2 separate regions of the Homo sapiens genome follow, and region 1 is linked to region 2. Evidence: read pairs that join two places in POLR2A ChIA-PET (ENCODE). Cell type or tissue: Panc1. All regions are shown on one strand. Links, peaks and the distances in the headings refer to the core of each region. The heading gives the core; the rest is flanking DNA.

Region 1 (11,287 bases), core at 1,385-9,384, 260 kb after region 2:
GGCGACATTTTCATGCCACTGGCATAAATAAAGACTTGTACCAAAGGCTGCCATTCTGGGCAGAAGGTGCTGTCTAGACCCCCTTAGGGCTGCCCTCTCTGGCCCCAGGCCCCTGGCTCCTACCACCTAAGCCCATCACATCACCCAGGAGGGTCGGCAGCTGCTGGCCCCCACCCACATTCGCTGGCTTGGTTTTACTCTGCAGGGGAAGCTGGACTTCCTCCACATCCAAGTTCAACTACATGACATCAGGAACACAGCCTTTCTCCCGACACCTTCGAGCCTCTATTTGTCTCCAGTAGCTGTCCCAGAAATCATGGGTGGGAGCATTCAAAAATGTGGTTCCAGAGGTCCCCTTGCCCTAGCCCAAAAGGCTGCCTGAGCTGGGGATCCCTTCCTTACCCCCCAATCCGAAAGGCAGCCTGGCCTTCCAAACTGGAGTCCGTGGTTCAGAGTAGGAGATCCACAGTCAGGGCCCGGGACACGGCTTCCCCTGGCTGGTCTCAAAGTCTTCCTAACCCTCCAGGGGTCCGTCCTGGTCTTCCACGGAGTTTCCCAAAAGCGCGCGCCACACTTGGTGGGCGCTCAGCCCCGAAGCGCCTGTGAACACCGCCCATCCCAGGACGCACGAAGCCAGTTGGTACGAGCACCTAGAAGCAGCACTCCCCATTTGTCATCCTTCCCACGGGGAAGGCTGCCTGCTGCTCCGAGCCCTCAACTCCAATGAAGTACAGTCGTCAAGAAACGGTGGTCTAAATAAAGCCGGAGACTCACTCACTGCACCAATCAGCACCGTGCGTCCGTCTGGATCTCGGCGCCGGCTGCGCGCAGCCGCCAGGAGGTGGCCGTCGGGACGCGAGCGCCGCCCGGAGCAGTGGTGCAGGGTCTCCGCATCGCCGGCTGCTGCTGCAGCCCCGCAGCGCTCAGCACTGCTGACTTGGCCCGGGCGGCGGGCAGGCGGGCAGGCGGGCGGGGAGGGCGGGGGAGGGCCTGCTGCAGCTTGGGTTCTAACTGCCCCTGCGCAAGGAGACCGGGAGAAGCTGGCTGCAAGGGCTGGGCTGGCCAAGGCTGGGGCAGTTGCAAAGGGTGGGAGCGCAGCAAGCGGAGAAATACCCCTGAGTCAGCACTGGTGCATTGGGAGGTGTCCCGGAGAGCCTGGCCCACGACATGGACAGGGTGTCCGAAACGTACGCCCCTCTGTATCACCCTCTAGTCATGCACCCCCATCTAATTCTGAAACCAACTCTAGCCTCATTTTTTCCCCTCCACGATGATGGGCTGTAATGCACCCTGCTCTGAGGCCTGGGGGGAATGGAAAGACAGAATTCTCTTTCAAGCCCAACCCAGGCCCGGGGAACCCCCTAGATGTTACTGTGGGGTCACAGACAAGGCCGTGGGGATTTGACACGTGGGCAGGGACAAGGGCAACCCCAAAGCTAGTGGATCTGACATGGGGGTGACTGGGTGGTGTGGTGGGCATCATTTCATTCACTGCAGTGGATTTGCTGCCTGGGAAATGCAACCCCCACCGTCCGAGGTCCGCTCCTGTCTTACTAGCTACTTAGCAGCCAGCTTCCCTGTTCTGCTCCCTGAGAGATGAAGGTGTCCCAGGCTAAGATCCCTCCATCACCTGCCCATCCCTGAGGGTCTCATGTCACCTCAGCGGCTGGCACCTCCTCTTCCCAAACACCCCGTGGTGGCTTTGGCCCAGACAGTGCCTGCCTGAGGGAAGGAGGCCTCTGGCCATATGAAGACCGTAGAGGCCAGGGCGGCCATCCCTTGTTCATTTCATCCTGTGTAGTTCCTTTCACAAGCCCCACTGGAGTCATCTGCTCTTCCCCGGGACCCATTTGTGAAGTTCCTGTCTCCCTTGACCTCCCCGTAGGGAACCAGAGACCAGTGGGCAGGGACAGAGTGCTGGGGGCCAACAGTGGCATTTGCTCTGCAGCCCTCAACCAGCAGGCCTCTCCCTTGGCTAATTCCAGGCAGGAAGGACACTCGTTTGTCATCCAGGCTGGGAAGGGAGACACCAGAAGAGAAAAGTGTGTCTGGGCAGGCCAGGTCTGTTCTCTCCCTCTCCCGGGTGGAGAGGTCACAGATACCTCCATCCCATGGATGAGGGCAAACTAAAAAGTCCAGAGACAAACAGCTGGTCCTCGCAGCTTCCAGGGTTGGGAGTCAGAGGCTGGGATGGGTTACGGTTCAGCCTGCTGCACAGGTGAGTCTCCATCCTTAGCATCCTGCCATGCTGACTTCAAAAGACCCTAGTGCGTGGGACCCCAATGACTCGTTTCGGTGTGCTGGGCTCAAAATCGTTCGTGGCCAAGCACGTTAGTCTGGAAAATTTAAGTTGCTGCAGATTGATGGACAGAAGGAGAGATGGTTTTCAATATACAGGGAATGTATTTTAAAATGGAGCAAGAGACAGGGCTGCAAGGAGGGAACGGGCACTTCGAAAGCAGCCAGTAGAAAGTCGCTCCTAATTCTGGGGGAGGGAATTGTGTTCAGCCTGCAGAGTGCTTTTCTAGTCCAGGCGATGATTTGGTCTAAGACTTCATTAAACATTTGTCTATGAGCCCAAATTTCCCCAAATGACTGAGGTGTTTGGTATGAGCACATTGCATGCCCCAGGGAGCTTCAACGCCAGCAGCTTCCTGCCACGGTACAGGCAGGTTCTCTAAGCACGAGCTTTCAATTCAGGCTCCTGTCTATAGCGAGAACCAGAACACAATGCAGGGACCCACAGGGGTCATGTGGCTCCACCAGCCTCAGCCGTTCCCAAAAGCCCAGCTGCTGTTTCAGGGGCTTGCCTGGATAACTTATATCTGAGAGGTTTGCTGCACATCCTTTGAGTGATTTATGGTGAGATCTAAAATTTCTTTGTAAAAAGATACCCTTTTGCTTTGGGAGGGATCACAAGGAGCTCAGCCCTCCAGTGCCCAGGACCACCTGGGCAGATGCCACTGTTGGCACTGTATAATGTCGCCCCCCATGCAGACCTGATCTGAGCTCTGCGTGTCAGGGAATGCCACTTCAGCAGTGCCAGCCTGGGAGCTCCTCCAGCCGGCACCTACTGAGGCAGCAAATGACTTTGGGGAGGCCCTTTGGCTGGGTGCATAGGAGTCTGGGTCCCAGAGACCATAGCTCACATGTCTCAGGCTGCTTATGTACTTCCCCAGAAAGAGCCACTGTCCCAAGTGTGCTTCCTGCTGCTTTTGTGCAGTCCCATCTAGACGAGCCCCTTATGGAGACCCCTCCTCTTCTGCCTGGCACCCAATGCTCCCATCATTCAACACCTGCTACCAACACAGAAGCAGTCCATCCCCTTCTTAAATGCTACAGCCTCTGCCCCGGCGGCCACTAATCATTCTATTCGAGTTTCCCTCCAGAGCTCATCTCAGTAAATCCGGAAGAAGAAAACCTCCATCCCCAGTGAACAAGACCATGAAGGCTGCGTCAGTGTTCCCAGGTTTCAAGCCAAGCTGGAGAAAGATCACAACAGAGACCAGACCCGCATTCTCCGGCCCAATTCCACATGGCTGAGAGAGCCAGCTAACCAGACGCAAACACACGCGGCAGGATGGCACGCGACTGAGGCAAGGAATAAGCCTCAACTCATCAGTAAGTCCACGGGGTCTCCGCCCCCAGCATGTGGGAGAGGGAAACTAGCCCAAAGTCAGCGTCCTGATTGTGCTTTGGATTTGCCCAGGGCTGAGCACTCCCTGGTCCGAGGTACCCAACAAGCTGACCTGAGAATGGGCTGCATCCCCTTCCCTCCCTCCTTCCCTCCTTCCCTCCTCCTCTCCTTCCTCCTCCTCCTCCTCCTCCTCCTCCTCCTCCTCCTCCAGCTGACTCCTTCTGCTGCTGCCTCTGCCGCTGCTGCCTCTGCCGCTGCTGCGGTCTGCAGTCACTTGAAGGAGAAAGATTTCGCAGTACGGCATTCTTAAAGCTGCAGTGTCCAAATTCTCCTTCAAACCCCACTGTCACCGACATCAGCCAACTTACCGGGGTCCTTCGCAGAGGGTAGGTGGGCAAGGAGATGGGGATGGGGGGCTTGGAGAAGTCAGACAGGTGGGAACCAGACGCTCAGACTCTGGCAAGGGTAAAGAGGAGAAGCAGGCTGTACCGTGAGAGCCTCTGCAGTTAAACCAGGTTTCTGGGACTGCAGCGGGACTGCAATGGAGTAGTTTTTTTTTTTAATCGTAAAACCTCCACCAAAATCTTCTCCACAAACTTATACTCTTTGTAGCTTAATTAAAATACAAGGTGCAAACATAAAACCAACATGAGAAAGAAACCCAATCTTTAAAAAAAAAAAGAATTCAAACAGCAATTTAAAAAATTATTCCTAAAAATTTACTCCTGTGAGCAACTGACTCAGCTCTCCCCACAGTGCTGTGCCGGTAAGCCAACGGGGAAGGACCTGGATGGAGTTCTTAGCGCCCAGAGTTTCTGCAAAGTGCAGGCAGAGGACTCCGGCTTCTTAGGGGAGAAAGCTTTTTAAAACCCAAAGGAAAGGGGATCTTTCTGCTGGCTATCCAAGGAGCGTGTCAATGAGCTGATCTAGCATCCAGAAACCAACACACCCCTCCCTGAAAGTTACCTCTCTCCTCTGCTCAGCTGCTGCCGTCCTGCCTGGATGCTGGCAAGTTCAGACTGCTTCGGGAGAGGCAGGACCCGAAATAAGAAGTGTCAGCTGGGTCCCTGCACCCAAATGGTGCCGGGAGTCAATGCTGCAGGAGGCAGGGATGGTCTCCCCCACCATGCACCCGCCCCCCGCCGGTTGAATTTAAACCCCTGACACTGCAAGATGCTCACTCCTATAGAGACACCTCTCCGCGGAGCCTCCTCCCTCCCCCACGCTCTCACACAACTAGGTCCAAAGCTTTGCCCCACCTCCCAGATTTGTTCACCTGAAGATGCTTTTCTTGAAAAAACAAAACAAAACAAAAACAAAAACAGAAGATTGAGACTCTGCAGAGTCTTTAATCCTTAATTCTGGAGAAGGCGGGACTTGTTCAAAAGTTTGAGAATTGCAGCCTGATGCCCAGGAAGGAGCAGAGGTGATGAGCCGACAGTCTGCTTTGCACCAGACAAGTTGACACCGTTGCTTTATCAAGAAGGGCAGAGGTAGACCCGGGGTGAAGAGAAGAGGAAAATTCCTCTCCATCCACTGGCAAATTCTCAACCGTTTGGGAAATCTCTATTTTTGTTTTCCTTCAAGAAAACCCCATTTAAAAAATTGTCAGGCACATGAAATGTTCAAGATTGCCACTAAGTGTCAATTTTGTCCTGACACGTCTGTGATTCTTAAAATTCCCGTTCCTGCTTCTGTGAAAGTTAATAGTCTTTAAGATTGAGGTAGGGATTTAATTGAGAAAATTCCAGGAGAGAGAAGCACTTTAAATGCAGATATGGTTAAGATAGCGCATTCTAATATAACCCACAAGGGGTTAGGCAGAATAGATATACTGAGAGGTAGAAGGTGGTCAGGAATGTAGGTATTTCCAGGTTTTGAGTTTATCACAAACTCAGAGCCCAAGAAAGGAAAATAAAGGAGGAAGTGTGTGTGTGTGTGTGTGTGTGTGTGTTTGAGCGGGGAGACTAAAACTCCCCTTCTAAATAAACTGTTCAGAAAGACCAATTGCATCAATTCCATGTACATTTCATTACTGAAGTAAGACCAGGAGTGTGTGACTTGTTTCTAAACGGAGTGAGAGGGGAGGCTCTGCTGCCCGCATCCTGCTTGGGACACAGCCACACTGCTGCAGTGCACCACAACCAACGTGGGCACAGTGTTTTGCGGCTGCCCTCACCCGCCCTCCCTCGAGGACTTTGGCACACAGGTGAGGCTGTGCAGCCTGCGCTGTGCTGGCGGACAGAGACGAGGGCCAGCCTCGATCAGGCTGTCTTCCTTCTCCTCCTCCTGGCTGCACCCAGGCTGAGGTGGGGGAAGACCACAGACTCATGGGGTGTCATAGTGGGGAAGGCACCCCACAGAGCATGTAACCCAGTCCTTCCATTTCATGAATGGAAGAATGGAAAGGTGAGAAACGGCTGGGCCTTAGTCACCCAAGGTCACCTAGCCTGTGGGATGCAGCGCCTGGATTAGAATTTGGGTCTTCAGATTCTTTGTCCTATGATTTTCTCACTGTACCTGTCATTGCACCCTCTTGGGCAAGTGGTCGGCCTCTACCGCTTCCTCACGTGACCTTGACAATCACTTCTCTGCTCTGTGACTCAGTTTCCTCTCCATAGATGATGTGATAGATGATATGCAGACCAAAGCCAAAGAATTTCAACTCTGAAACCGGGAAAAATACCAAGTTGTCTTCTTGCAGCCAGAGGCAGAGAACAGGCACAGGGTTGAAGTCCAAAGCAAGCGTTTCTTTAGTCTCCTCCAATTTTGAAACCCAGAATGTCATCTGCATTCATTTCCCTGGCTGCCGTAACAACTGACCACAAGCTTGGTGGCTTAAAACAACAGAAATGTATTCTCTTACAGTTCTGGAGGCCAAAAGTCCAAACTCAAGGTATGCGCAGGGTTGGTTCCTTCTGGAGGATCAGAGGGAGAATCTGTCCCAGGCCTCTCTCCAGCTTCTGGGAGTGGCCAGCAATCCTTGGTGTTCCTTGGCTTGTACACACATCACTCCAGTCCCTGTGTTTGTCTTCCCCTCTGTGTGTCTTCTTCCCATAAAGACACTTGTCACTGGATTTAGGGCCCATCTTACTGCAGGATGATCTCATCTCCAGATCCTTAATTACATCTACAAAGACCCTTTTTCCAAATAAAGTCACATTCACAACTTCTAGCGGGACATTTCTTTCTGGGGCCATCTTTCAATCCACGACATCAACCAGTAAAAATTTTCATATGAGAACTGTCTCATGTGAAAACAGCAGTGAAATGTGATGGCCACCGACCCCATCTCAATTTTTTTTTCTTTTTTTTTGAGACGGAGTCTTGCTCTGTCGCCCAGGCTGGAGTGCAGTGGCGCGATCTCGGCTCACGGCAAGCTCCCCATCGAGGGTTCACGCCATTCTCCTGACTCAGCCTCCCGAGTAGCTGGGACTACAGGCACCCGCCACCACGCCCGGCTAATTGTTTTGTATTTTTAGTAGAGACGGGATTTCACCATGTTAGCCAGGATGGTCTCAATCTCCTGACCTCGTGATCCACCCGACTTGGCCTCCCAAAGTTCTGGGATTACAGGCATGAGCCACCGCGCCTGGCCCCCACCCATCTCAATTTTTTGAAGGGTTATAATATGGACTCCTTTGGTTATAAGAAGTTAATAGCTACATCTATAGAATGCTTGGTCTTTTTTTTTTTTTTTTTTTTGGAGACGGAGTTTCGTTCTTGTCGCCCAGGCTGGAGTGCAATGGCGTGATCTCGTTCACTGCAACCTCTGCCTCTCGGGTTCAAGTGATTCTCCTGCCTCAGCCTCCCGAGTATCTGGGATTATGGGCATGCACCACCACGCCTGGCTAATTTTGTATTTTTAGTAGAGACAGTGTTTCTCCATGTTGGTCAGGCTGGTCTCGAACTCCCGACCTCAGGTGATCCGCCCGCCTCAGCCTCCCAAAGTGCTGGGATTACAGGCATGAGCCACTGCACCAGGCCTCGCGCTTGGTCTTTTATAGTTTTTTTTTTTTTCATTTGTGTTGACATTTGATTCTCATACAACCCTCTCAAGGCAGGTGTTATCAGGATCACCCCCATTTTACAGTTGAGGAAACTGAGGCACAAGGAGGTTTGGGTCACATAGCTAGTAGGTGGCAGGATTTAGGCCATCTGGCTCCAGAATGTGTGCCCTTCTCCATGCTTCTGCTTAATCATGCCAGGGCTGCAGATTCTTCTCCGTCTCCACTTTACGCCATTGATTTTCTATCCAACCCAGGTCTCTGATTTGTGTCTCTTGCTGATATTTATTGGGCATTTTTGGATGAGTGCTCTGTACTGATCTAACTTTGGGCATCCTCCTTTGCTGTCTTTACCAGAGACGGTCTCTACTGCCTTTGCATACACAGGGGAAACTCACCAAACTTACTCGTGTGGATCAGCACAGGAAGTCATCCTAAGAATGGGGAATGGCGGGCATGGTGGCTCATGCCTGCAATTCCAGCACTTTGGGAGGCTGAGGTGGGAGAATCCCTTGAGGCCAGGAGTTAGAGACCAGCCTGGCCAACACTGCGAGACTCCCATCTCCAGGAAAAAAAAAAGAAAAAGAATGGAGGAAACTTGTTGTTGCACATCTAACTTGGCCAGAGTGACTAACAAAATGTCTCTTGGGGCAATAATTAATGGAAATGAGCATTCATTTTTAAATCAAAAAGAAAAAAGAAACTGAAGGACACTGGCAGCCTTTTGGACACTGTCAAGGTTGCAGGTCTTTGCTTTTGACCGCCCCTTTCCCAGCCATGTTTTGTCAAACTTGATGATCCTTTCCCTTTCTTCAAGAGCTAATTCTAACATATGTTTGATTTCTTCTTAGCCCCTAAGTCCTCACAGCTTTGGCATGCAAATACCCCTGTCAACTTAGGTCTTGATTTTCAAAAATGCATGCAGTCTAATTCCTGTTTGCACCTCCAGTCGTGGCGATGAGAAGTTTGCACACACAGGGGTGGAAGGCAGATACAGCTACATTCTTTTCCTTGGCTCCCTTTTGTGGGGTTAATATGCAACAATCCCACTGTCTCTTTTATTTTCAGTAACAGCAGGAGAAAACTAGGTTAAACCTAGGGAAACTGTTCTGTCTGGAAGTTGTTCTAAAATATTACCTCTAAAGTTAATCGCACAGTCTTTCCCTATTTTTTTTTTTTTTTTTTTTTTTGAGATGGAGTTTTGCTCTTGTTGCCCAGGCTAGAGTGCAATGGTGCGATCTCAGCTCACTGCAACCTCCGCCTCCCGGGTTCAAGCAATTCTCCTGCCTCAGCCTCCTGAGTAGCTGGGATTACAGGCATGCACCACCATGGCTGGCTAATTTTGTATTTTTAGTGGAGATGGGGTTTCTCCATGTTGGTCAGGCTGGTCTCAAACTCCCAACTTCAGATAATCCGCCCGCCTCAGCCTCCCAAAGCGCTGGGATTCCAGGCATGAGCCACTGCATGGCCGTCTTTCCCTTTTAAGGATGAGGCAGAACCCCTAAATGGCCGGAAATGGTGCTGCCTGGAGAAGAGGGCTGGCCAAGATAAACTCAAGATCGCCATTCTATTCAGGAGAGTCCCCATGTCTTAAATCATAAAAAGTCCCCTGACCTCTGGATGGTAAAACATCTGGACTGGAGACAGTTGCATGCATCATAGTGACTCTTCTTTCCGGATGAGTAAAGCCTTCTCTGATGACCTCAATGTGCTTGGCCTCTTCTCCACCAACACAAAACCACAGTTCACAGGGAGGGGAACAAGATGGCGGCTTTCATTATCAATAGAAGATGAAGGTTTTCCCTGCCTTGAATCTCTTATATAGCTCATGTTGATAACTGCACTGCATGGAGTTCATTCTGCTCCAAGCAATGCCATGTGAGGCTATGAAGATCACAAAGTCAAACGTAGGTCATGATTCGTAAACTCCCTTCCACCCAAAGCAGTCGTGTTCTTTCTTCCTCTTGCTTCTGCATCCTCAGCCATGGGCTGGCAACCTCCCATCCACCCAATCTGGCTCTTGGGATATTTAGCAAACCCATAAATGTTCAAATATCAGGTGGGCCAGCTTATATATGCACACTGTGGGTTTTCTGACTTGTTCATTTCATACGCGTTTGTGGAGTGCCTACTATGTGCAGAGCAGGGGAGAGATTCAAATTCAGTCCACGCTGATTGAAGTCTTTGCTGGCTTCTCCTTTTCCCTGAATGAAACTAAAGTTTTGCTTGCACCGCATAGATCGTTCCTGTGTCTTTGCTAAGATGCTGGGGGGTAACTGACTTCTGTGGAGATTCTTCTCAAAGGAGTCTTGTTTAACAGAAGAATGAAGACACTAACTACAAAGGAATGAAGGATGCATTTTCAGATCCTGCAGCCAAATGAAAAATATTTCCATTGCATGGAAGCCTTCCTGGGGTCCCTGACATGCATAGGATGTCATGTCATGACATGAGCCATGAACATCTCTGCACATGGAGCCCACATCCCTTGGTCTAGCCCCAAACGTCCCCTTATCAGAGTCCTTCCTTCAAGACAGCACCCCAGCTCCTTCTCACCCCATCCCTCGCTCAGCCTTTTTTCTCTTCCAAGCATGTGTGTCGGCACCTGGCATTATACTTATTTGTTTATTCTTTTTTTGAGATGGAGTCTTGCTCTGTCACGCAGGCTGGAGTGAGGCGGCACGATCTCGGCTCACTGCAACCTCCACCTTCTGGGTTCAAGCGATTCTCCTGCCTCAGCCTCCCGAGTAGCTGGGATTACAGGTGTATGCCACCATGCTTGGCTAATTTTTTGTATTTTTAGTTTCACCATGTTGGCCAGGCTGGTCTTGAACTCCTGACCTCAAGTGATTCACCCTCCTCGGTCTCCAAAAGTGCTGGGATTACAGACATGAGCCACCACGCCCCGCCTGTTTATTCTTTATTGCTTATAATTGTTAAAATAACAGTAATTATTGCCCGGCACAGTGGCTCATGCCTGTAATGCACTTTGGGAGACCGAGGGGGGCGGATCACCTGAAGTTGGGAGTTTGAGACCAGCCTGACCAACATGGAGAAACCCCATCTCTACTAAAAATACAAAATTAGCTGGGCGTGGTGGGGCATACCTGTAATCCCAGCTACTCGGGAAACTGAGGCGGGAGAATCGCTTGAACCCGGAAGGCGGAGGTTGCAGTGAGCCGAGATTGTGCCATAGCACTCCAGCCTGGGCAATAAGAGCAAAACTCCATCTCAAGAAACAAAAACAAACAAAAAAACCCCACAATAATTATTTTATTATTGTTATTATTGTTTAAATATTTAGTTATGATTATTTAAGGAATTTATTATTATTTGCCTCCCTGCATGAGAACACAATGGTCCCCCAGGCAGAGAAGTCGGCTGTCTCTTCCCCGCGTCGTCCCAGCACTAGGACAGTGCCCAGAATGCAGTCGGACTCCGTAAACATTTGTAAATGAAGGAAGGAAGACATACGTTCCCTTTCTTCTCCATCTGTGCCTGGTGGAATAGTTCACCAATTCCAGGCAACCCTATGGTCTGCACCACTGGGGGGACTTCCTTTTTTTTTTTTTTTGGAAACAGAGTCTCACTCTGTGTCCCAGGCTGGAGGACCGGGGCGCGATCTCGGCTCACTGCAACCTCT
Region 2 (11,287 bases), core at 1,981-9,980:
AAAGTGTGCTGGGATTACAAGCATGAGCCACTGTGCTCGACCAAGAAATTCTTAAAAAAAAAAAAAAAAAAAAAAAAGAAATTCTAGTAGCACAGAGACTGAAGAAAAAAATTCTTGCCAATTCCCTCGTTTATTCAGGTATTGAATTTCTCTCAGTAATCTTTGGCCAGGTGTGGTGGCTCACACCTGTAATTTCACACTTTGGGAAGATGAGACAAGGCAGATCACTCGAGCTCAGGAGTTCCAGACCAGTCTGGGTAACATGACAAAAACCCATCTGTACAAAAAGTGCAAAAAAAATTAGCTGGGTGTGGTGATGCATGACTATAATCCCAGCTTCTCAGGAGGCTGAGGCAGGAGGATTGCTTGAGCCCAGGAAGTAGAGGCTACAGTGAGCTGAGATCATGCCACTGTATTCCAGCCTGGGCAACAGAGTGAGACCCTGTCTAAAATAGTAATAATCTTTTATTAGAGTTATTCATGGGTGTCTGATATTTTCTGATGACATTGTAAAGTGGTAGAAGTTTTTAAAGAGAAACTTAATTTTAGTATAGTTTTAGATTTACAGAAAAGTTACAAAGACCATGCAGAGTTCTTGTAATGGTATAATTTTTAAAATCAAAAAAACTTTACATTTCATTTTCTAATTGTTGCTGTTTTGCAGAAATACAATTGTATTTTGTATATTGACTTTTTTTTTTTTGAAACAGAGTCTCTCTCCCTATTACATCTCTTTTATTTTTAGATCAATATGTGAAAGTTTGCTGGGTGCAGTGGCTCATGCCTGTAATCCCAGCACTTTGGGAGACCAAGGCAGGATGATCACTTGATCTCAGGAGTTTGGAACCAGACTGGGTAGCATGGTGAGACCCCATTTCTACAAAAAATTAAAAATTAGTTGGGGATGGTGGTGCAAACCTGTAGTTCCAGCTACTTGGGAGGCTGAGGCAGAAGGATCACTTGAACTTGAGATTTTGAGGCTGCAGTGAGCTTTGATCATACCACTGCACTCCAGCCTGTGTGACAGAGTAAGACTCTAAGAAAAAAAAGTATGGGGCCAGGTACAGTGGCTCACACCTGTAATCCCAGCACTTTGGGAGGCTGAGGCGGGTGGATAACGAGGTCAGGAGTTCGAGACCAGCCTCGCAAACATAGTGAAAGCCTGTCTCTACTAAAAATACAAAAAATTAGCCAGGCGTGGTGGCGAGTGCCTGTAATCCCAGTTATTTGGGAGGCTGAGGCAGGAGAATCGCTTGAACCCAGGAGGTGGAGGTTGCAGTGAGCCAAGATCGCGCCACTGCACTCCAGCCCTGGTGACAGTGTGAGGCTCTGTCTCAAAAATAAATAAATAAATAAATAAATAAATAGAAGAAAAAAATATGATAGAAGTTTGTGTGGACACTAAGTAAAAGACTGCATATTTTTTTTTTCTTTTCTTTTCTTTTTCGAGATGGAGTCTCACTCTGTTGCCCAGGCTGGAGTGCAGTGGTGTGATCTTGGCTCACTGCAACCTCTCCCTCCCAGGTTCCAGTGATTCTACTGCCTTAGCCTCCTGAGTAGCCGGGATTACAGACATGCGCCTGGCTAATTTTTTTATTTTCAGTGGAGATGGGGTTTCACCACTTTGGCCAGGCTAGTCTCGAACTCCTGACCTCAGGTGATTTGTCCGCCTCAGCCTCCCAAAGTGCTGGGATTACAGGCCTGAGCCACTGCGCCCGGCCACAAGACTGTATATTTCTGATGTGGAGCTTCCCTCTTCATGCCAAACTGTGATTCAGCCAAAAGTTGACTCTTGTATCTTGGGTGAGGGAGGCCACATTCAAGGAGTGCTGGTCTGAGCACGGTCTTTTTTTTTTTTGAGACAGGGTCTCACTCTGGTGCCCAGGCTGGAGTGCAGTCACGTGATCTCAGCTCACTGCAACCTCCGCCTCCTGGGCTCAAGCGATTGTCCCACCTCAGCCCCACAAGTAGCTGGGACTACAGGTGCAAACGACCACAACTGGCTTGTTTTGTTTGTTTGTTTGTTTGTTTGTTTTTGAGACGGAGTCTTGCTCTGTTACCCAGGCTAGAGTGCAGTGGCATGATGTTGGCTTACTGCAACCTCCACTCCTGGGTTCAAGTGATTCTTCTGCCTCAGCCTCCCGAGTAGATGGGACTACAGGCATGTGCCGCCAGGCCCAGCTAATTTTTGTATTTTTAGTAGAGACAGGGTTTCACCATATTGGCCAGGATGGTCTCGAACTCCTGATCTCATGATCTGCCTGCCTCGGCCTCTCAGAGTGCTGAGATTACAGGTGTGAGCCACCGTGCCCAGCTCCACCTGGCTAATTTTTGTATTTTTTGTAGAGATGGGTTTTTACCATGTTGCCCAGGCTGGTCTTTAACTCCTGAGCTCAAGTGATCCACCAGCCTCAGACTCCCAAAGTGGTAGGATTACAGGCGTGAGCCAGCGAGCCCGGCTCACACTGGGTGTTTGACCCTGCTTCTCTCTTTACTGTTTTGCAGGTTACCAGGACTTTTCCAGTCTAGTCAGCTGACTCTAGTCATATCACTGTGACCATTAAGAGCTCAGAAAAAATGTCCTGGCAATAGTACATTCTTTGGACAGGCTAGCCCTTGTTCATTTGGCTCCTCTATGACTCTTCATTCCTGGTATATTTCATGACATTGCTGAGTTATTACTCCGTTCTCTGAAGTCTAAATCCAATTTTCAGCAACTCATGGTTTAATTTATCTTGGTAATTCCCAATATCTTTGTGGTAGGCTGAATAATGACCCCCCCCAAAATGTCCACATCCTAATCCCCTGGAACCTGTGTATGTTACATTACACGGCAAAGGGGACTTGCATATGTGACTAAGTCTCATCTCATCATCCTGGATTATCTGGGTAGACCCTAAATGTAATCACAAGGACCGTAATATGAGGGAGGTCAAGAAGATCAAAGGAGGAAGTGAGGGAGGGGGCAGTTAGCAGCTGGTTAGGCAGATAGAGAGGGAGGGTCTCTGGAGAAGGACAGAGTGGGACAATGTTCACAGAAACAACTGAAGAACAGCTAAAGGGAAGAAATGTGGTTAAGAATTTCCCCTTGTGCCAGGATGTTGCTCAAAAGTGACTGTCCCAACCAAGGCGCAGGTGCAATAAATCAACCTAAATGTCCTTCACTTGACCCAGCTCATTATAATGTCATTAACATAACATTAGCATTGTGGTTTTAGCCCCCTGGTGGGTTTTGTTTAGGCACTCATGGATAATAACCAAGATGGAGTCACTCTGGCCAACCCCAGGCGTATACAGATGCAACACTCCTAGGAGGGAATTTTACCCTCCCATTTGAGCAAAGCCCACAAAAGACTTCCTGGCTTCTGCGGCATAAAAGACACAGAACTCAGCCCTGTTTCTGGCAACTTGCTTTTGTTGCAATAAACTGAGGAATGGAGAGACCAATATGAGAGAAACAGGAGGATTGTTTATTTTCGGTATGCACTGGCTCAGTGGACTCACATCCAAAAAGCTGAGCATTGAACAAAGACAGAGTGGGGTTTTTATAAGTGGCCTTACAGAAGCAAAACAAAAGCAGTTAATCATACAGTGACAGGTCACGTAATCTATAGCATAACATAATTTGTGACCTTACATAGCTGGTGGCCTTGCAGCTGCATCGAAAGAAAAACAAGAGCTGGCTAAATACAGACATTTGTAAAACATAATAATGCTTAAGAAGACTGAGAAAAGAGTAACAGTAAAATAATCTGTCTTTCTCTCTTTTTTCCCCCTCAACCTTGCTCTGGAAGCAGGGGAGTGTCTGGAGCCCATTCCTTTGGCCTTGGCTATTCCGACAGCGTTGTTAACAGTCCTTGAAATGAGCTTGCTAAGCAGAGGAAAACTTGTCCTTTTCTTTTTCTTTTGAAACCTTGCCTTGCCACATTCTGGGCCTTAGCTTTTACTTTTCTTGGGGTGAATAAGTGCAGTACTTATTATTATGATTGTTATTTTTAAATTTCTGCCTCGCTTTCAGGACCCCTCTCTTTGCTGAGAGTTTTCCTTTTGTTTAATAAATCCTGTTCTATTCTACTCACTCTCCACTGTCTGTGTGCCTTATTCTTCTTGGTCGTAGAGCAAGAACTCGGACCTAGCTGCACTAAGGACTAAGCAAACTACAAAGGAAGCAAGAGATTGGAGTGATTCAAGGAAGAAGCCACGAGCCAAGGAATGCAGGTGGCCACTAGGAGCTGAAAAATGCAAGGGAACCGATGATCCCCTCAGAGCCTCTGAAGGAGCCACCCCTGCCCATACCTTGACTTTAGCCCAGTGAAACTGGTTTTGAATTTCTGACCTTTAGATCTGTAAGATAATGAACTTGTGTTGTTTTAAGCACTGAGTTTTTGGCAGTTTGTTACAGCAGTGGGAAACTAATACAATCCTCTGCTTGCATAATCGGTCCCTTAGGCATGAGGGGAGGGTGACGACTCATTATGCATTTGATCAGGAAGGGTGGATTTGACCTGCTTATTGACCAGGGAAGGGTGGAGCTGAAAGGCATACAAACCTGCCATGCAGATGTAAACTAGGGGTGGAGCATACTGAAGAGATATAAGCAAGACTCTGGCCTACTAGGGGTGGAGCACACTGAAGAGATATAAGCAAGACTCATGGATAATAACCAAGATGGAGTCACTCTGGCCAATCCCAGGCATATACAGATGCAACACTCCTAGTAGGGAATTTTACCCTCCCATTTGAGCAAAGCCCACGGAAGACTTCCCGGCTTCTGCCACATAAAAGACACAGAACACAGAACTCTACTTCTACAAGAAGTAGAAGGTAGAGCCAGCAAGAGATACAAACAGAACATCCAATTCTCGTGGCAGGAGGATGGTGAGTTTGCACAGAGAAGGGGCACAGGATGATGGCAGGCTGAGCTGTAAATATTTTTAGGTATTTGGTTCCTATTTTGCTTATACCTAAATTAATGATAGAAAAGAGGATTTCCACTAGGGTTTTGGGCTGATTGCTTTTGGATGTGGGTTACTGGTACCCAGTGGGGAAGAGGATAGAGACACAGGAGGAGATGCCTGTTGGGAGACAACCCTACCCAACAGGTGCTGAATTCCAGGAGGATGTGTGAGGCTGGAGATACTCTCTAAGACTGGGGAACTCATCACCAGGAGGCTAGTGAGAGAAAGCAAGGGCCCCCCCGTGGAGTTGGACCTGACTGTAGCTGGATATTTTGCGAGTGGGTTAGTTTACACAATGACTTGTCAATGCTCCATTTATATGGATATAGCTGAAAGTCAGAAAGGAAATAGAAATCTGTGAGTTTAGCATCAAAATGCCGAAGGCATTTCAGAGTGTGTGTATTTTAGGTAGAGGACAGTCTCTGGGCTGTTGGCTTAGCTCTATCCATTCTTCTTGGACATGTAATTTTAAGAAGTGTGGTCATCTGGTTTCTGCCAAACAGATGAGGAAGCCAGGAGATGAGAACAGACAGACAACCCTAAGAGGCAAGAGCTGGAAGCCCATGTTAGAAATGCTAATAGTGGGCCAGGCGCGGTGGCTCACACCTGTAATCTCAGCACTTTGGGAGGCCAAGGCAGGCGGATCACCTCAGGTCAGGAATTCAAGACCAGCCTGACCAACATGGTGAAACCCCGTCTCTACTAAAAATACAAAAATTAGCCAGGCATGGTGGTGGGCGCCTGTAATCCCAGCTACTTGGGAGGCTGAGGCCGGAGAGTCACTTGAACCCGGGTGGTGGAGGTTGCAGTGAGCCGAGATCACGCCATTGCACTCCAGCCTGGGCAACAAGAGTGAAGCTTCATCTCAAAAAAAAAAAAAAAAAAAAGAAAAGAAAAAAAGAAAGAAATGCTAACAATGAAAAAACAATGAAAAACAAAATCAATACACACACAATGGTACCTCCAGCTGCTCCTGCCGCTCAGCCCTTCCCAAGAACTTCCCAATCTCCCTACAATCCACCAATCCAGGGTTAACTCCTGGCAGAGCAGGGAGCTTTCAGACTTTCCTCCACACCAAGTCTGGCTTCTGTCCTGATTGGTTATGTCCCAGCCTTATGGATACCCCTGAGCATAAACGTGCATTGCTTTAGTAATCAATTAAGCTAGCTAACTTTCCTCTCTCAGTATCTGGTAAAAGAAATCCAAAAACTACAGTTAGGGGTCATTTCTTTCCTTTCTTTCTTTTTTTTTTTGAGACGATGGAGTCTCCCTCTTGAGCCTCCCGAGTAGCTGGGATCACAGGCACATGCCACCATGCCTGGCTACTTTTGTATTTTCAGAAGAGACGGGGTTTCACCATGTTGGCCAAGCTGGGCTCGAACTCCTGACCTCAGGTGATCCATCCCCCTTGGCCTCCCAAAGTGCTGGGATTATAGGTGTGAGCCACTGTGCCTGGCCAGGGGTCGTTTCTTGCAGGGAGAATTATATATATATGTTATATGTTATAGGCCCAGCAGACATCAATATATTACAATGCAGGAGAATAATTGATGTTCATATTAGTGGGACTCAGTCATTAAGAAAAGTTTAATAAAATTCAGCTTTATCTTTTTAAAACTGTACCGTACATTTTAGAGGTTTTAAACATCTTGGTGCTTACATAGGATTGAGCCTGTAACCATCTAGAACTTACTTGTTCAGAGTGACTCATTCTTCAGGATGAGCTCACACTCCTGCATGAAACAGAACAATAGCCTTTCTGTGTTACTTACACCCAAATAAGCATATTCTTGTGTAGGCAGACTCTTTCTTTTTTGTTTGTTTTTTGTTTGTTTTTGTTGTTGTTTTTGAGACAGAGTCTCGTTCTGTTGCCCAGGCTGGAGTGCAGTGGCGTGATCTCAGTTCGCTGCAACCTCTGCCTCCTGGGTTCAAGTGATTCTCATGGCTCGGCCTCCCAAGTAGCTGGAATTACAGGCACGCACCACTATGCCTGGCTAATTTTTGTATTTTTAGTAGAGACGGGGTTTCACCATGTTGCCCAGGCTGGTCTTGAACTCCTGACATCAGGTGATCCACCCACCTCGGCCTCCCCAAGTGCTGGGATTACAGGTGTGAGCCACCGTGCCTGGCCTGCCAGACTCATTCTTTTATGCTGGTCCTGTGCAGCCTGGGCTAACGGTGCCTCCCTAGTCATTTGGTTCATGATCTGTCCCTGCTCACCTGGGCTGATGGTGCCTTCTTGCCCACCTGGGCTGGCCATGCCTCCCTGCCTCCTTCTTTTTCCTTGCCTCAGTGGGCCTTGTCGGGGGGGCAGTGGTAGAAGCAAGGAAGAACAAAGGCTCCTTTCTCCCTTTGACCTGATGTTGTAATAATGATAAACTTGTCAACTCATCTCCGACAGCCAATCCAACCATAGACCCTAGAAAAATAGGAGTTTAGAATTAAAAAAACAACCTTGATCAGCCAAGGATATGGTTGGATGAAGGCAGAAGGAAGCTCATAGCATAGAGAGACACACTAAAAATAAAAGCAACAAAAACAGAGCACACATAGGGCACGCACCTGTTGTCCCAGCTACTTGGAGGGGATGAGGCGGAAGGGGGTGCTGAGGCGGGAGGATCACCTGAGCACTGGGAGGCTGCAGTGAGCCATGATTGCACCACTGCACTCCAGCCTGGGCAACAGAGTGAGACCCTGTCTCAAAAAAGAAACCAAAAACCAAAAACAACAACAACAAAAACCCACTGCCACCACCACCAACAAAAGCAAACCCAAACAAACAATGTGCCTCCCAAATCCAAGAAGAAGACTCATGTTCAAAGGTGACGGAAAATTTCAGGTTTGAAGTAGACAAGGAGTCAGAAAATAGGCAACACTACTGACCACACCTGATTCTGGGTCCAGTATGTCCTTGGCAGTGTGCTGTACAGCGGAGGGAGGGGACCCTCTCTCTAGAAATATGCCCTCGTTGGCAGATGGCCTTGCTTCTCCAAGAGGCCATCATCTGATCTGACCCCCGTATTGCCTTAATTACTCACTTTCACACCAATTCTCAACACCAGCCAGGTCAACAGGTTGCTGGCCAGTCCAGGCTCTTGCCTGAGCGAAAGGCAAAACCAGGGCAAAGCTTCAGATGTGATGGGTGGATACGCTGCACAGCAGTTCTGCAGAGGGGCTGCTGGCATCACAGCTTCACAGACGCAGTATGTGCACTGTATTTTAAGGAGCTGTGTGAGGCAAGGAACGCCCCAGAGCTCTCCTGGGAAGCCCCAAATGCTCACCGCAGGGCAGTGAGACCCGTGGGGCTGGGAGCTGCCAGGAGTGGTGGGCCCTCTGCATTTCACTGTGCTCTCCCGCAAGCACTCCTCTCTCTGACTCTCCAGGGCCCCTCTTTGGGCAGTCTTCCCCTCCCCCTTGGCCCAGGCTTTCTCTGAGCTCCTTCCTGCTCCAGTTCCCCTCGCCTGGGCTCATCCAGTCCTCCCAGGCTTCCGTGACAGCCTGACATTTTAGTCTCTGCCTGCCTGCAGCTCCCTGATTCTTTCTGGGTCTCCCAATTCAGATTCCCAAGAAAAAATTCAGATGACTGAGTTTGTGTTTTCCTGCCAGTTTGATGTCAGGGGTCCTGCCTGGGCTTGTAAAGGGTCTTGGTCTCCTCAGCAGAGGTGGGGCCTTGTGATTTACAAGGTGGCCCTTTCCGCAGGGCTGGGAGTCAGCAGGTGGGCGTCACTGGTTTAGCAAGGACAGAAGAGTAGGTTTCTCATTTTTGCAAAGAAATGGTCCATAAGCTGGAGATTGAAGCATTTTTCCTCCAGTTCCCTCACTAACCAGCTGGGTGGCAATGATAAATCACTTCCTTTTCCTATAAAATGAGGGGTCTGAATAGATGCTAATGCCATTTGCTACACACCAGGCACTGCTCCAACTACTGCAGGCACATTTATTGCCGAATCCCCACAAAGGAGGTGCTATCACTAACTCCTTTTAAAGAAAGGAGGCGGCCAGGTGCGGCGGCTCACGCCTGTAATCCCAGCACTTTGGGAGCACGAGGCGGGAGAATCGCTTGAGTCCAGGAGTTTGAGGCCAGCCTAAGCAACATGGTGAAAACCTGTATCTACAAAAAGTACAAAAATTAGCAGGGCGTAGTGGCATGCGACTGTGGTCCCAGCTACTTGGGAAGCTGAGGCAGGAGGATTGCTTGAGTCCAAGAGAAGTGAGCTGAAATCGTATCATTGCACTCCAGCCTGGTGACAGAGAGAGACCCTGTCTCAAAAAAGAAAGAAAGAGAGAAAGAGAGAAAGAAAAGAAAGAGAGAAAGGAAGAAAGAAAGAGAAAAAAGAAAAGGAAGGAAAGCTGAGGCACAGAGCGCTGAGTTGCCCATGGTCACACAGTTAGCAGGTGGCACAGATCCTGTCTAGTTTCAGAATCCTTGTCCTTGAACATGCTTTGCTCTCTCTCTGAGATTCTTTCAGCTCTTGAGCTTTAGAAATGGAAGTTTCCAGCAAGTTCTTTGCAGCAGCTGATGTTCCCTATTAAATGACAGTGGGGAGTCTTAGAAGTATTCGGGAGGCCTACGTTCACCGCTAACATCCTTGTTGTGAAGGCCTGCTGACGTTTGCCATTCCAGGACCAAGTGGACAATGAGTTAAGCTAGGCCAGGAGGGGGTTCAGCTCCCCATAACAAGGCAGGGGTGGCCCTTTGTGTCCGGCAGCATGGTAGCCCCCCCGCAGGAGCTCCGGCTACCCTTTGTGTTTGACCTTGTGGAAGGGCATGGGAAATGCTGGCCTGTCAGCAGGCATAAACTCAAAAGTTTCTCCTTCAGCTAATTTCAGGGACTGTCTAGCCAAGTGAATACACAGGATTAGGTAATCCATGGATCCTGCGAGGGCAATTGGCTGATTGGCTTAGGTGTGCCCAAGAGCCCTGCAGGTGTCAGAACAAATCCATGTAGAAATGCAGACGCCCACACCAGCTTGAATGGCATAAAGGCACACATTGGAATGTGGCTCATGAGCTGGGACCCAGGATCAACCACTGGTTTAAGGAGAGGACCGTGAAATGTCCAAACATGGAGGCCAGGCCACCTCCCTGGATGCCTGGCTGAGGGCAGCCACATGTCTGCAGCGGTGGCTTGTGTCCATGACTGAGATGGGCAGGGTTTGCAGGCAGTGGTGATCCCATCAGCAGTCCCCAGATCTCTAATGTCAGGAGAAAGAGCATGGGAAGTCCGACGTCCAGGAAAGTCTTTCATCCTGCTTCTCCCTGCCTTGGGCCTTTTCCCATTTCCGCGGTCACCTGTCCACAATGGCTGCACTGTGTGGCTCTTCAGGTGTTCCTAAGACACTGAACAACCAAACCCATGGACTGACCGGATATGAAATTGACGTGGGAGGAGATCAGGCAGGTGCTGGGGCTGCCTGGCGCAATGCACGGAGCCAGAAGTGCTGTTATGGGGAGGGTGTTATTGTTTTAGTGGGTGCAGCAAAGGGTGGTTTAGCCAGCTGGGCAGATCAATTGTAAATTGTTATTTACAGTTTCTGAGCCTTTAAAAGAAGAGCTTCGCCGGAATCAGTCTTCATTACAGATGTGCAGCACCATGAGGGCCCTGGTGCTTCTGCTGTCCCTGTTCCTGCTGGGTGGCCAGGCCCAGCATGTGTCTGACTGGACCTACTCAGGTGAGCCCCTAGCTTCTGCATGCTCCCCCAGTTACCCTCACACCCTTACAACAGGACAAGTGCCCTTCTTCTTCTTCTTTTTTTTTTTTTTAGACAAAGTCTTGCTCTGTTGCCCAGGCTTGAGTACAGTAGTGTGATGTTGGCTCACTGCAACCTCCGCCTCCCGGGTTCAAGTGATTCTGCTGCCTTAGCCTCCCGAGTACCTGGGATTACAGGTGCCTGCCACCATGCCTGGCTAATTTTTGTATTTTTAGTAGAGACAGGGTTTCACCATGTTGTCCAGGCTGGTCTCGAACTCCTGACCTTAGGTGATCTGCCCATCTCCCAAAGTGCTGGGATTACAGGCATGAGCCATTGCGCCCGGCCAAGAGTCCTCCTTTAGGGCATTTCACAGGATGGCCAGGCAGCCCACTTGCCATATGTTGGGGGTCTGCTCATTGTGGCTTCAGATGTTACCTTTTCAGTGTCTCAGAAGGTATGGAGAATAAGCTGAACTTAAACTTCAAATAAGGAAAAGAAGGAAATAGCTTTCCCCTTCACAAACTCCTGATTTACTTACAGGCTTTTTGCTTTAAATTTTTTTCCATCCACAGTGTTGGCTGGTTCAAAAGCACACTCACTGCTTCTATTTGTAAAACCATTTGCTTTGTTGGTCC

Evidence for each region. Peaks named below come from ENCODE experiments on the same cell type or tissue, not always from the same donor. Only the 100,000 strongest peaks of a DNase experiment are listed, where the experiment ranks them.
Region 1: POLR2A ChIA-PET joins it to region 2 with 10 read pairs; 2 of 35 experiments call an interaction of 5 or more read pairs at or near these places.

The regions. Positions count from the first base shown.
Region 1 is chr1:9,197,976-9,209,262 of GRCh38, forward strand. No RefSeq gene overlaps it. Among named protein-coding and RNA genes, the nearest start is that of MIR34AHG, 21 kb to the left of the region's middle. RefSeq lists an enhancer at 52-572. In Panc1, for the core only: no CTCF peak of the experiment used is centred there; no DNase peak of the experiment used is centred there; H3K4me3 peaks cover 1,517 bases; H3K27me3 peaks cover 375 bases.
Region 2 is chr1:8,935,335-8,946,621 of GRCh38, forward strand. CA6 (carbonic anhydrase 6) reads left to right here and starts at 10,534. Exons shown (of 8, transcript NM_001215.4): 1 at 10,534-10,631. The coding sequence starts at 10,553. In Panc1, for the core only: no CTCF peak of the experiment used is centred there; a DNase peak (open chromatin) is centred at 6,697; H3K27ac peaks cover 620 bases.